Linked DNA regions of Homo sapiens: all the other regions are linked to region 3. The links are chromatin contacts, found by Hi-C or POLR2A ChIA-PET in ENCODE. All regions are on one chromosome and are shown on one strand. The core of a region is the stretch at or near the end of the contact, and the rest is flanking DNA. Distances in the headings are between cores, read along the strand shown. Region 1 holds the start of SMCHD1 (structural maintenance of chromosomes flexible hinge domain containing 1). Region 2 holds the start of MYL12A (myosin light chain 12A). Region 3 holds the start of NDUFV2-AS1 (NDUFV2 antisense RNA 1).

Region 1 (3,962 bases), core at 809-3,308, 6.5 Mb before region 3:
TGACTCAAACTTGAGCTACATGCAAGGAAGAAGGGAATGGGGAACTTCTTCAGGGGCCACTAAGTTTTGGGGAAGTTCGTTATGTAGCAATAAATAACTGATACAAGGCCACTTAAATATTTTACTCTGTAGTAAGATAGCTAATTAACAAAAACTAAGAGTCAATTGAAGAGAACTCATTAAGGAAGTGGGTCATTTCAAACGCTTTTATTTACTTGTGATGACAATTAAATAAAGAACAAACTCGTCATCTTTCTTTGATGAAAAAATTGTTTGATATTCTGAGAACAAAAGTGATGCCATACTGCCATTAAGAAACTGATTCAGACTCGATCTCTCAACAAGGTAAGACATCAATGTTCCCATCAAGAGCTGCCCATAATACTGCAGTACACTTCTCTGGCACCATTAAAAAAAAAATCTCTTAGAGATGATCCTGAAATCTCTTCTAAAGACATGAAAGAGGTGTGCTTGTATAATCTGGTATTACAAAGAAATGAGAAATTGCCCTGATGACGAATCTCCAGCTCTAATCTCAATTTGCTGAAGTAGAGAGGCAATTCATCTTACCCATTAACTAAGAATTAGAAAAACAATTTGTGTTTTTCTTTGAGTCATTTAACTCAAATACCACTATATAAAGGAATAGAATGAGACATTCGCATGAATTTGAAAGGTAAATAAAACATCAGACTTCAAAGAAATTCCATTAGAATCGGGGGTTACTTTTTTGTTTTCTTTTCCTCCACCTCCACCTTAAGGAACATGAACGGCATTTGGCCACAGTTTATGTCTTTCCAATTTTATCTTCCACCATCTACCGCTCAGTTCTCCTCACTTCCAGCCAAACAATGTATGTTCCCCAAACACGCCTTCACAATTTCGTTCTAGTTGGTGTCTACCTCTAGTATATGTGTAGTCAATTTATACACACATTCCCCACGATCTTGAAACGTCTTGACATCCACAAGCAAATCTAGGTTTCTAACATAACACTAACTTTGTAAGTCTGTCCATATAAGGTTTTAGCAAACCTAGTAAAACAGAAAACGCACTATTATCCAGGCTTATATTCTGAGATTTGAAAAACCCCTCTATCTGCTACCTTTGGGTTTCTGAATTTACATACCACTCTCAAGTATACAGTATTCACGATTTCTAAGAACTGGAGAGTAAACCTAGTCCTCTAACAATGGCATTTTATTTGTTGAGTTAGGGCACTACCTGCCCACGATGAGGATAGTTAATGAAACGCTGCCCGGTAACGACGATTAAAGGCTTTGATTGAAAACGTATTAGGCCTTAAGAATTTTGCGAACATCTAATTTAACCCTAGTAACTGTGGCGTGGGTTCTTTCAGAATTTACACGCACGTGGGAGACCGCGAAGCGCAGGCAGCGTTAAAACTAGGGCGCTGGAGTCACCCCCGTACCCCGAATGCCGTCGGCGCTCCAGGGCCCCCAGAGGGTGCGGGGGGCGGGGACGCTGTGACGTCACAGAGCGCCCTTCTGACGTTCTCACGGACCCGCTTTGCCTCGGGGGCCCACGCTGGAGCCCACCCAGTACTACTAAGAAATGAGGAGGAAAAAGGGGCGCCGGCTCTCGTAGCGCCTATTTTCTCGGCAGAGGGACCCACGTGCTCGCTTTGGTGGACTCTGCGCCCGGCGAGTACCGCCGGCCTGAAGCTTCCCGCCGCCGCGTCCACGCGACCCAGCCAGAGAGGGCTCAGTCAGCCGGCGCGGCACCTACAAGCTCAGTCGGGATCCTGGAGAGGCGGGAAGGCAGCGGGGCCCTTTCCACAGAGAGAACACAGCTCTTCGGGAGATTCCCCCGCTGCCCCCGAGCCCTGCTCTCCCGCCTCGGCCTCTGAGGACTACCCGCAGGGCGCAGGCAGCCGCGAAAGACTCAGCCTCCTTCCAACTTCGCGAGGGCCGAGGGGGCGGGCCCCGGGCGCGCGCGCGGCGAAGCCCCGCCCCTGCCCGCGCGGCCTGCTGGATTCGCCCCGCCCCTCGCTGTCGCCCGCCGCCCGCCACCCGCCACCGCTCTTCCTCCTGCGCCACAGTCCCGGCGGCGGCGCTGGTCGCGGGTCGCACCGTGAGGCTCGCGTGGGCGGCGATAGGCGCTGGGCCCGGGCCCGGTGAGGAGCGCGCCGCGCGTCCCCTTCTCCTCAGGAGTGGCGGGCCGCGGAAGTGACGTGGTGCACGGGCAGGAGCGCGTTTGAATCGGTTCCCGGGTGATCCTCGCGCCTGCCGCTGCTCGGCCGCCGCCGCTGACGAGGAGCTGCAGCGCGCCGGGCCGAGGCCTCGAGCCGCCCCGGGAGCTGGAGCTGAAGGCGCCGCGCGGAGCGCGCACCTCAGCCCTGAGCCCGGCGGCGGCAGGCGTCGCTGTCTTTTCTCCTTTTCCCCAATATGGCAGCGGCGGACGGCGGCGGGCCTGGTGGGGCCTCTGTGGGGACTGAGGAGGATGGCGGAGGCGTCGGCCACAGGACGGTGTACTTGTTTGATCGGCGCGAAAAGGAGTCCGAGCTCGGGGACCGGCCTCTGCAGGTCGGGGAGCGCTCGGACTACGCGGGATTTCGCGCGTGTGTGTGTCAGGTACGCGAAGGGGCGAGGAAGGGATGCGCGTGTAGACTTGGGGGCGGGAGGGTGATGAGAAACTCAACTTGCTCACTGAGGGCAATAAACCTGTCACCCGGTCCCGGTCCTGCGGCCTTGGCTTCCCTCTCCCGTGTGCCCGCCATGTCCGTGACCTGGTGGCCGGACGCCTCGGGCGGGCCCTGGCCCGGGCCTCGAAGTGCAGGGCCGGCTCCCCCGTGGCCCTCCCTCTGCCTCCGCTCCTTTTACGGGAGGCCTTGCCGGCCCGGGTGGAGAGCTCAGCGTTTGTTGGCCCTGGGCGAGCTTAGCCCGGTTGCGGCCCTGCAGTCTAGGGAAAGCCGTTGGTGGTGTCTGTTTTTACTTTGTAACTTTTTTAAAACGAGAGAAGGGAGTTAACGCCCAGGGGCTCTGTTGTGAGTGTTGCGACGGTGGGAAGTTGTGAAATGCCCGGAGTCATCTCCCCCAAGTTCATTAGATGATGCGGGGTGTCCCCGGGTTGCCCTGTCGAGGTTGCAGGTCCTTCTGGGGCGGGGCGGCGGGGGGGATCCTTCCGCACGGAGACACTTGTCCAGGTCAGCTCTGCAGGTAGAGCTGGCCTTCTGCCTGTCTGAGCCCTAACCCTTGGGAATTTCCAAACCAAGTCAAAGGTTGGTATGGGTGGCTGTGGAGCACCAGAAAACGTACCTACCCCGTGTATTGGTTCGCTTTGAAAATGAACGTGGAGGGAAATCCGCTTTAAACTGTGATGTACTTTATAGATATGAGGTGGTGGCATTGCCTGAGCTTTGAAGAAGGAATATTGTCATGCTCTGAATTAACCATATGAGGTCCCTTTTTAAGCTGTTAAGAACACTTAGCGTCCAAGGGAAAAAAAGAACTTTGAAGCCGTGTTTTGTCGTGAGGCTGATAGGTTTAGAAATGTTCTAGACCATATAACTGTATGGTTGCTGAAATAATTGAAATCGTGATCCGTAGAATGAAAACGATTGGAGAAGTAAGGACTTTCTTTTGTTCACAGCTGTAGTCCCAGCGTCTAGAACTGTGCCTGCGACATTGTAAATGCCCAGATTAGAATGGATAAATGAATGAAGACAAAAACCTATCCCCTCAAGTTAATTCTGTGCCTGAACGTAGTAGATTCCCGTTGTGTTTGAAAAGTGAATGAATGCTCATCTTTTTTGTTGAATGCTTTCTATTCAGAACCATTCTACAAAAGGGAAACTTTTTACGTTTATTGTGTTTATAGTAAAAATATCAGTACATTAAAGAAAATATGGAACCAGAGGGGGGAAACAAGTAAATCTTTTACTCGCTGTAAAACTACTATATGACTACTCTTAGCACCTGAGGTTATGTCTTTTCAGCCTT
Region 2 (4,040 bases), core at 1-2,500, 5.9 Mb before region 3:
GTTAACTTTGGAATACGTTAGTGGTTAATACACGGAACGTTCCCGAGATCCCTCAAGAAAGAAGCTACGAATACTTAGAAGATACTATTCCGCGGCGTTTACAGCAACACTGTCCGTTCCAGAAGGATTCAAGTGGCGGCCTGCTTTGAAGGCGAAGACCACAGGGCAACCCAAACTTCAGAAGGGTTCTGGCCACGGGAGCCACACTGGTCACTGTCCCCTAGTGCTGGGATGACGGCTCGAGTGTTAGAGGATCCCACTCTCTCCTCTGGTAGGTGAGGTCAGAGAGCTGAGGGGGCCAGAACAAGTCTTCCTTATCGGATTCTGGGCGGAAAAAGATAAAGTCGGGGAGGACTTTCTCTTTTTAATAAGATTCATCGTTACGAATTGTTCTAGGCAAGCAGACCTCAGGAGAAATAGGCCCAAGTTTTGATTCCTGTTTTCACCAAGTCGCAAGTCCTAATCGTAGCAAGAGGTGCGGGGAAGAGTCGCCTTCCTTCCTGCATAGTGGGATCCAAGTCAGGCTGTCCTTGTTAGCCAGGGTCAAAGGGGCTCTGCCAGGGAAAAACGACGGCAAATGTTTTTCAAGAGGAAGTCTCCAGCCACTTGTGACCTGGGAAATCCGTCTGGGCCAAAAAGATAGTGGAGGCTTGGCTGAGGGCCCCAGGGACACACGTTTCCTCCCGTATGGAGGGGGCGGGACTCTTAATAAAATTACACTGCACACAGAGCTAGCATCAAGATCCGCTCCCGGGATACGCGCACTGCTCCGGGGCCCTCAGGCGGAGACCCAGACCCCGCGCGGGGCGTCAAGCGCAGGCGCACTACCGCCCACAAGCTGGAGCCCGGCTTCGGGGCGGGGCGAGGGTCAGTCACGTGGGCCCGCAGCCCTCTCCTCGATTTCCCTACAAGGACTTGGGCCGACGGGCCCCGCCCTTCGCCGTGCCCTGGAATGTGCGGCCAGGCAAAGCCACAGGACGGACGCAACCATCTGCGGAAAGGATAGGGGGGAGGAAGACTTAACACTGCAACAACAGGTACAAAAAAGAAGGAAACTCAGTAACAGGACCCAGAGGACCATTATATATTGCTCTATATTCTAGGTCGCCCACTTTACACTTCCTTCTCATGCACTTGGTCAATACCACGCCCGCTGACCACACTGGCGACTTCCCTCTCTGTCGCCCCTCCGTGAAGTCAGACCCACTCTGCGGGCCAAGAAAGGTGACCGGGCTTCCTTCCGGCTTGCTAAGCAGAGGCCGGAAGCGGTGGTTTTTAGCGGCTCTCTGGGTAGCAGGGTGGTGTGATAGCGGCAGCGAGGGGCTCGGAGAGGTGCTCGGATTCTCGTAGCTGTGCCGGGTGAGTGGCGCTCGCGTTCGGGCGCGTGAGACCCATCCCGGGGACCCGTCTCCGCGGGGGCAGCTGGAGGGCGGCGGGGCTCCTGGCGCCGGTAGCGCACCTGGGCAGGTGTGCCAGCCAGGTCCCCGGTTCTGGGATCCGAGGCCATGGCTTGGAGTGGCCCAGACCCGAACTTCGCTCCTGTGCCCAAACTTGGAACTCTGGAAATGTGGCTTCGCTCACTGGCGCCTTGAGCTTGGGCGACTGCCGGGCCCGCGAAACCCGACCCCTGCAGAGCTGACTCCGGGACTATTTTAGTTTCTAACGTCAACTTGCCCGATTCAAGAGGGTTTGCGCAAAAACGTAGCCCGTTGTCCCCCTGCTGCAGCTGTTGTTGCAGCTGTGTGGCTGCGTTTAGTAGGAATAACCAACTCAAATTGGGAAGTTCTTCAGCTCAGTATCCGCTCCTGTAATTAGAACTTTTTTTCTTTAAGCGATGAAATTTTGGACAGAGAGATCTGGAGTTTAGTTTGTGACTCGAAGAAAAACTCCAAAATGTAATACCTTGTCCCATTTGGGGGGAAAGTTTGGGCTAATTCAATTCGCCATGGAAGTGTCTTCTTTTTAAAGTAGTTTAGTAGGTATATGAATGTATCTGTCAGTTCTTGAGAGACCTATGGATTTAGCAGAGATTTTAACTTAAGTGCAAAAAGTTTCATATTTAAAGGCGAATAAAGCGAATATTTCTTAAAATTATTGGTATTTGTTTCATGTTCTGGAAGGGCTCTAATAAACGGTAATCAGAAAAGCACTCTATTTTCAAAAGCGAGGCTTTACTGGCAAGTCAGCCCTCACAGCTAATTGTCTTTGTCCAGTGGTGAGAACTTTTGGGTGTGGCAGTCCAAGAGAACGAATCCTACCTTCAACCGGAAGTTTGCATAAGAAATGAAACTTGGTTTACTTGGAACGGAAGCACCAACTTGAAATACACTTTTTAAAAATTGTGGTTAGCACCAGAAAATAAGTTATACTTAGGCTTTTTTTTTTTAAGTGCATTGATTAAATGAGGCGGTATATTTGGTCAGGGTTTAGAAAGCCCACCAAATACTAGGTGCTATCACAGTACGCAGTGTTTTGTAAGATGGTGGTTTTTTCTTGCAGAATGTGTGATATTTCTCAGAATATTATCAATTTGAGTGTTCGTTTTGTAGAAGAAGTTTCTAGGTTATTTTACATTTATTGCCACTTTGTAAATAAATGCTGGACTCTAGGATTCTAACCACAGAACTCTAATGTATATATTGGTATGGATTAATCCCATTTTATAAATGAACATAGTTTCTAGAGATTCTGAAAACTTCTTGTGTCCTTTGGTGTGTGGGGAAAGCCACTTTGAGAATCTCTTCTATTTCTCCCACCTATTAATCTAGTCTAACATTTTCCTTAATCATGTTGTGTATCTCTCGTTACAGCCCACAATGATTCTGAGCTAAAACACAAAATAAAAACCAGATTCATTGCCACCAGCGCTCACCTCGCCTGACTTAAAAAAAAGGTTATGCTCCTTTAGATCTGTAAACTCAGTCTCCTAACTGCCCTTCATCCACTTTCTCATGCATCTGAAATCCTCATATTTTGTAGAAGCCTGTTCTGTAAGTCTCTCTACTTTCCAGTTTCGTACAACAGACACTCCTTGACACCAAGGATCTTTCACTTAATCCCTCAAAAATAAAGACTCGAGCTGGGTGCGGTGGCTCACGCCTGTAATTCCAGCACTTTGGGAGGCCGAGGCAGGTGGATCACGAAGTCAGGAGTTCAAGACCAGCCTGCACAAGGTGGTGAAACCCCGTCTCTACTAAAAATACAAAAATTAGCTGGGCATGGTGGTGGGTGCCTGTAATCCCAGCTACTCCAGAGGCTGAGGCAGAGAATTGCTTGAACCCTGGAGGTGGAGGTTGAGATCGCGCCACTGCACTCCACCCTGGGCGACAGAGCAAGACTCCGTCTCAAAAATAAATAAATAAAAATAAATAAGTAAATAAAGACTCGACTTTATGATTGAGGAGCTTCGTAATTTGGAAACCTCAGGTCCTTACCTGGCGATCTTTGCATCCTAAAGAATAATTACATTGACATGAAATCTTTTCAATTTATTTTACCCTAGCTTGCTTTTTGTAAAAAGCAATTTCAGGGGGGAGGGGGGAGGGATAGCATTAGGAGATATACCTAATGTTAAATGACGAGTTAATGGGTGCAGCACACCAACATGGCACATGTATACATATGTAACCTGCACGTTGTGCACATGTACCCTAAAACTTAAAGTATAATAATAAAGCAATTTCAACTTTTTTAGATTAAGGGGTATACCCTAGTTTTCTAAACTTCGATGAGAGTTGTGCATTTGCTGAAGGCTTATTACATGAAGAGTGACAGTCTAAATTGTTTGAAGGAAAGTAAAATGAACAACAAACTAGAATCAGCAAAGAGGACCCTGACAATATCAGAAATGATCTGCTCCTTGAGATCATAGCACTGTTCCTGATTTGACTCCCTCCACCATTATTTATTCTCCCCACACTTTTAGTTTGGTAGGGAAAAAACCCCACAGTTTCTGTATTTTGGAACAGTGACTGTGCAGCCAAACTCCCTATCGCTGAAAGGTTTCTGGTGGAAAATAACTCATAGATCAGAATCCAGCC
Region 3 (3,975 bases), core at 532-3,031:
CAAGTATACAAAAAATAATTGGGTGAAGGGATTGGAAGTATGATTATGTACTCTGCAGTGGTATGGATATTACAACTTAGAAAAAAGGATAAACCCTTTTGTGTATTTAAGAAATTAGCTGTAGTACATTAGTTTTGCATTAGCCAGCTTTAATGCATGAATAATTTATATTAATCTAATCCTCGATTTCTCAAAGTCACCTGTACTTGAAACAGACTATTCACTAGTAATTATGCTTTTTTTTTTTGAGACAGGCTGTGTCCCCAGGCTGGAGTGCAGTGGTGTGATCTTGGTTCACTGCAATACCCTGGCCTCAGCCTCCTGAGCAGCTGGGAGCACAGGCAGGCGCCACCAGCCTGGTTAATTTTCATATATTTTTTTAGAGACAGGGTCTTACTATGTTGCCTGGCTGGTCTCAAACTCCTGGGCTCAAGCCATCTGCCCGCCTGAGCCTCCCAAATTGCTGGGATTACAGGCGTGAGCCACTGCGCTCGGCTATAACGATTATTTTTAAGTATGTCTTTAAGATTTTTTTTTTAATTGAGAGAAGGTAAACAACAGTTAATTTTCCAAGTGGCACAAAAAAGTAACAATGAAAATGTCCTACCCTGGAGCTCTCCTGACTTTCTCATAGGCGACTGTTTTTTTCTTTGTATTTCACATCATAAATAACCAAGTTAAATGTAACACTATTCCACCTCTAGCCATAAGGTGCTCTTTTTCTAGTCTTGTTGACCCTAAAGATTTGTAGGTGGGAGAAATCAGGAACCCAGGAAAGGAAAAACTCCTGATCTTTAATGCAGGTTTATGCTTTACATAGTAATTTGATGGGACCTCGCCGTCCCTGTCAGGTCTGAATGTCACTTCATCTGCTGTGATCACACCTGAACCCTCAGTTCATCAAGACGTTAAAGGACAGTGTAACATAAACTTGTAACTGCATGCACTAAGTCATAAACAGACGCTGTTGTTGCAGATTAACCTCTACGTAAATAACGCGCCCAGAAGGGAGTGAGTACACGCTGCTGCCACGCTGCGACGGTCAATTTTCCTCCGGCACCCTTCCTAGTACCTGAGCAGCTCCCTCTCAAATCCCCAACACTACGTGTGGGAGGGTGCACTGAATTCCTCTTTAAAAAGGCCACTGGAAGGCGTGGCTGGGAGGGGACGCGCTCTAGACCCCCTGGTGCCAGGGCAGGTGCACGCTACCGCGCTTTCGGGGCGGGGCCCAGGGCCCCACCTGAGGCGGGGGGCCGCGGGCTCTGGGCGTAGGTGCAGCTTCTCCGGCCTGGTGCGGGGCCAGACGGCCGCCGCCGGCTTAGCGGGGGAACTTCGCCTAGTCCTCGGGCTGCGGTCGCAGCGTCATTTTGCCTGAGTTGGATCACGCTCGTCCACCCACCCCGTGTAAAAATAACAGGTGAATACCCTATGTGGGGGTCCTCATCGCCGCCATTTCCAGAAGCTTCCAGTCACAGCCACTGCCACGGTCGCCACAAATGCTACTGCAGAGCCCGCTTGCCCAGCAGCGTCACCGGCGCCTGCCCTGCCTCTTCGCCCAGCCTTTGATTCCCCCTCCTTTGTCGGATAGTGTCTGCGGCGGGGAGGCGGTGACACTAGTCCGAGTGGGGCGTGGAGACCGACCAGCACGAAGGGCGGAGTTCCGGCCCGCACCCCTCCGCCGCCTGCCGCTTGGTACGTCCCGCTTCCCCGCCCTGCGGCTCGCGGAGCCTGGCTGAGCAGCAGGAGGGGCGGGCGCCGGGGGGCGGGGCGGTCACGCCGCCCGTCCCGTGCCCGCGGTAGTCACGTGTCCGCGGGTGTCACGTGCTCGCGTCGCAGCCAATCGCGGGGCGACGCTGTCCTGGGAGCGAGGAGGCTGTGGTGAGAGACGGACCGAGACCGGAGATGTTTTCAAGCCCGGCTCCGGCGGCTTTACAGGCGGCTGCAGCGGCGACGAAGACAACGACAGCGACGGCTACGCCGAAGCACTCGTTCCGGGGGTGAAGCCTCCTGCGCCGGCCTTGCCTCGGGTCCGTACGGGTGAGGGGGGCGTGGCGACAGGAAAGGAGGAAGGAGGGGCGCGGTTTCGAGCTTGTCCCCGGCGCCAGGGAGGAGATCCCCTCAGTTCTGCGCTGCTCCCGTTCCCCCTCCCCAGAGCAAGGTAGGGGACGCGCCCTGCCCGCCCCCCCCGGTCCCGACGCGCCGCCCGCCCAGCCTGGCCCGAGCCGTAGCTCGCCTGACAGTGACAGGCCGTTAGTGCCCCCCGGCGCGGGTCCGCCGGGGCCCCGCCCGCCGCCGCCCCTCCCGGCGTCGCGAGGAGCCGCGGCGCAGGTGGGAGCCGCCAACTGGGCGGGGGCGCTGCGCGGGGCGGGGCGGGGGCCGGGCGGAGGGCCGCGAGCTGGCCTCGTCGCGGGCGCCCCTCACCGCGGCTGGCGGGGCTGGGCTGCCGCCGCCTCCCGGAACATGGCGGGGCCGGAGGAGCGTGTGCGTGCGAGTGTGAGTGTGCGCGGCCGAGAGGGCGCCGCTGGCGTGCGGCGGTCGGACCCGCGGGGGCGGGGGCGCGCCCGGCCCGCCGCGCGTTCCCGCCGCCAGCCGCCGAGCGTGCGCCGACGCCGGGGAGTCTGCCGCGGCCGCTCGGGCCGGGAGCGTCGGAGGTACCCGGGTCCTGGGAGAGGTGGATGAAATCAAGAAGGGGAAATTGCTGCTTTAGTAGTGTCCGGGGAAAGAGCAGCCACTCTACAGTTCTGTCTTAAATGCCAGTGTAAAATAACCTTGCCGCATTGGACAGGCAGTTCCCGTCATCGTTTTTCAAGTACCCACTTGTGATGCTTCAAGACCCCTGGAGCACGTCAGGTTCTTAGATCTCGTTTTGAGGAGTGATGTGGAGTGACGCATCCTTACAGATCCCAAAGCGTTGAATAAACGGTTGTACAAAGAGGTATGCGAAGCTTAGCTGACAGCTGTTTTAGTAATAACAGTAAGACGCTGTCTGGGATAGGAAGTTACTGTTGCACTCGTTGAAACCTTAGGAAACATTTAAAGCAGTGTAGTCACCGGGATTGTAATTTCCACTGGACACCCGTGGTTAAACTGCGAACTAAGGTGAAGTGTGTTGCAGATCCAGTGCTGTGTATGTAATGGTTCGGAATTACCTCTAATCCTAAAGTTGAAATGAGCCTGCATCTGCAGTCATGTATTTCGTTTTCATTTTAGAATGGTTTATGTAAATTATAAAGAAAGGCTAGTGAAATAGCTATTTTATCGTAAATTAACTGTGTATTAAAAACATATGCACAGCCGGGCGCGGTGGCTCATGCCTATAATCCCAGCACTTTGGGAGGCCGACGTGGGTAGATCACCTGAGGTCAGGAGTTCGAGACCAGCCTGACCAATATAGTGAAACCCCCGTCTCTACTAAATATACAAAATTAGCCAGGCGTGGTGGCGCATGTCTGTAATCCCAGCTACTTGGGAAGCCGAGGCAGGGGAATCGCTTGAACCCGGGCGGCAGAGGTTGCAGTGAGCCGAGATCGTGCCACTGCACTCCAGCCTGGGCCACAAGAGCGAAACTCCGTCGCAAAAACATACCAAAACAAACAAACAAACAAACAAAAAAACATATGCTCAAGTAGGCCGTTAAAAATCTTGGGCACTGATCTGAGTTTCTTTAATCGTTATACAAAGCCTTTCCTGGAGATTAGCTCAGAACTGGCAGAACATATGCTCTATTGGTGCCAAGTGGCTTAAAAGCAAAATGAGGATAGTGTCCACCGTGTAAGATGAAGTCGTTATATTAACAGTCTTGTTGAGAAAAATCTTTAATTTGGGTTAAAAGCAGGAGCCTTTAAAAATTTGAAATGTTTACCCCTGGAGATTATAGACAAGGGGAGAAAAGTTTTACTACTTAAGGATCTTTTATATTTGATACAGGCACTGAATAAATTTCTGAAGCTCTACAGGCATCTTGGCTAAGGTCAA

The links. Hi-C counts contacts between places; a loop is a spot of excess contacts on that map. ChIA-PET counts read pairs that join two places held with the same protein, here RNA polymerase II (POLR2A). Pooled maps may share reads with other maps.
Region 1: a loop to region 3 is called in a map of CD8-positive, alpha-beta T cell, with 31 times the contacts of the local background. The contact joins the promoter of SMCHD1 here to the promoter of NDUFV2-AS1 in region 3. A Hi-C loop is called at or near these places in 2 of 168 maps with a recorded cell type or tissue (CD8-positive, alpha-beta T cell and naive thymus-derived CD4-positive, alpha-beta T cell) and 9 of 50 pooled maps. POLR2A ChIA-PET finds 5 or more read pairs at or near these places in 1 of 52 experiments (T-cell).
Region 2: a map of CD8-positive, alpha-beta T cell shows a loop between it and region 3 (8-fold over the local background). The contact joins the promoter of MYL12A here to the promoter of NDUFV2-AS1 in region 3. A Hi-C loop is called at or near these places in 1 of 168 maps with a recorded cell type or tissue (CD8-positive, alpha-beta T cell) and 11 of 50 pooled maps.

Annotation. Positions count from the first base shown.
Region 1 is chr18:2,653,668-2,657,629 of GRCh38, forward strand. SMCHD1 (structural maintenance of chromosomes flexible hinge domain containing 1) reads left to right here and starts at 2,059. Exons shown (of 48, transcript NM_015295.3): 1 at 2,059-2,594. The coding sequence starts at 2,409. It also overlaps the pseudogene CBX3P2. RefSeq lists an enhancer at 238-867 and silencers at 1,902-2,351, 2,582-2,761.
Region 2 is chr18:3,246,551-3,250,590 of GRCh38, forward strand. MYL12A (myosin light chain 12A) reads left to right here and starts at 1,251. Exons shown (of 4, transcript NM_006471.4): 1 at 1,251-1,359. It also overlaps a transcript of MYOM1 not described here. RefSeq lists enhancers at 958-1,187, 2,320-2,389 and a silencer at 1,478-1,557.
Region 3 is chr18:9,134,939-9,138,913 of GRCh38, forward strand. It overlaps NDUFV2-AS1 (NDUFV2 antisense RNA 1), which reads right to left and starts at 1,782. Exons shown (of 3, transcript NR_110772.1): 1 at 1,426-1,782. It overlaps ANKRD12 (ankyrin repeat domain 12), which reads left to right and starts at 1,843. Exons shown (of 13, transcript NM_015208.5): 1 at 1,843-2,027. RefSeq lists silencers at 945-1,118, 1,121-1,210, 1,561-1,910, 2,121-2,520, 2,561-2,610 and enhancers at 1,401-1,450, 1,941-1,990.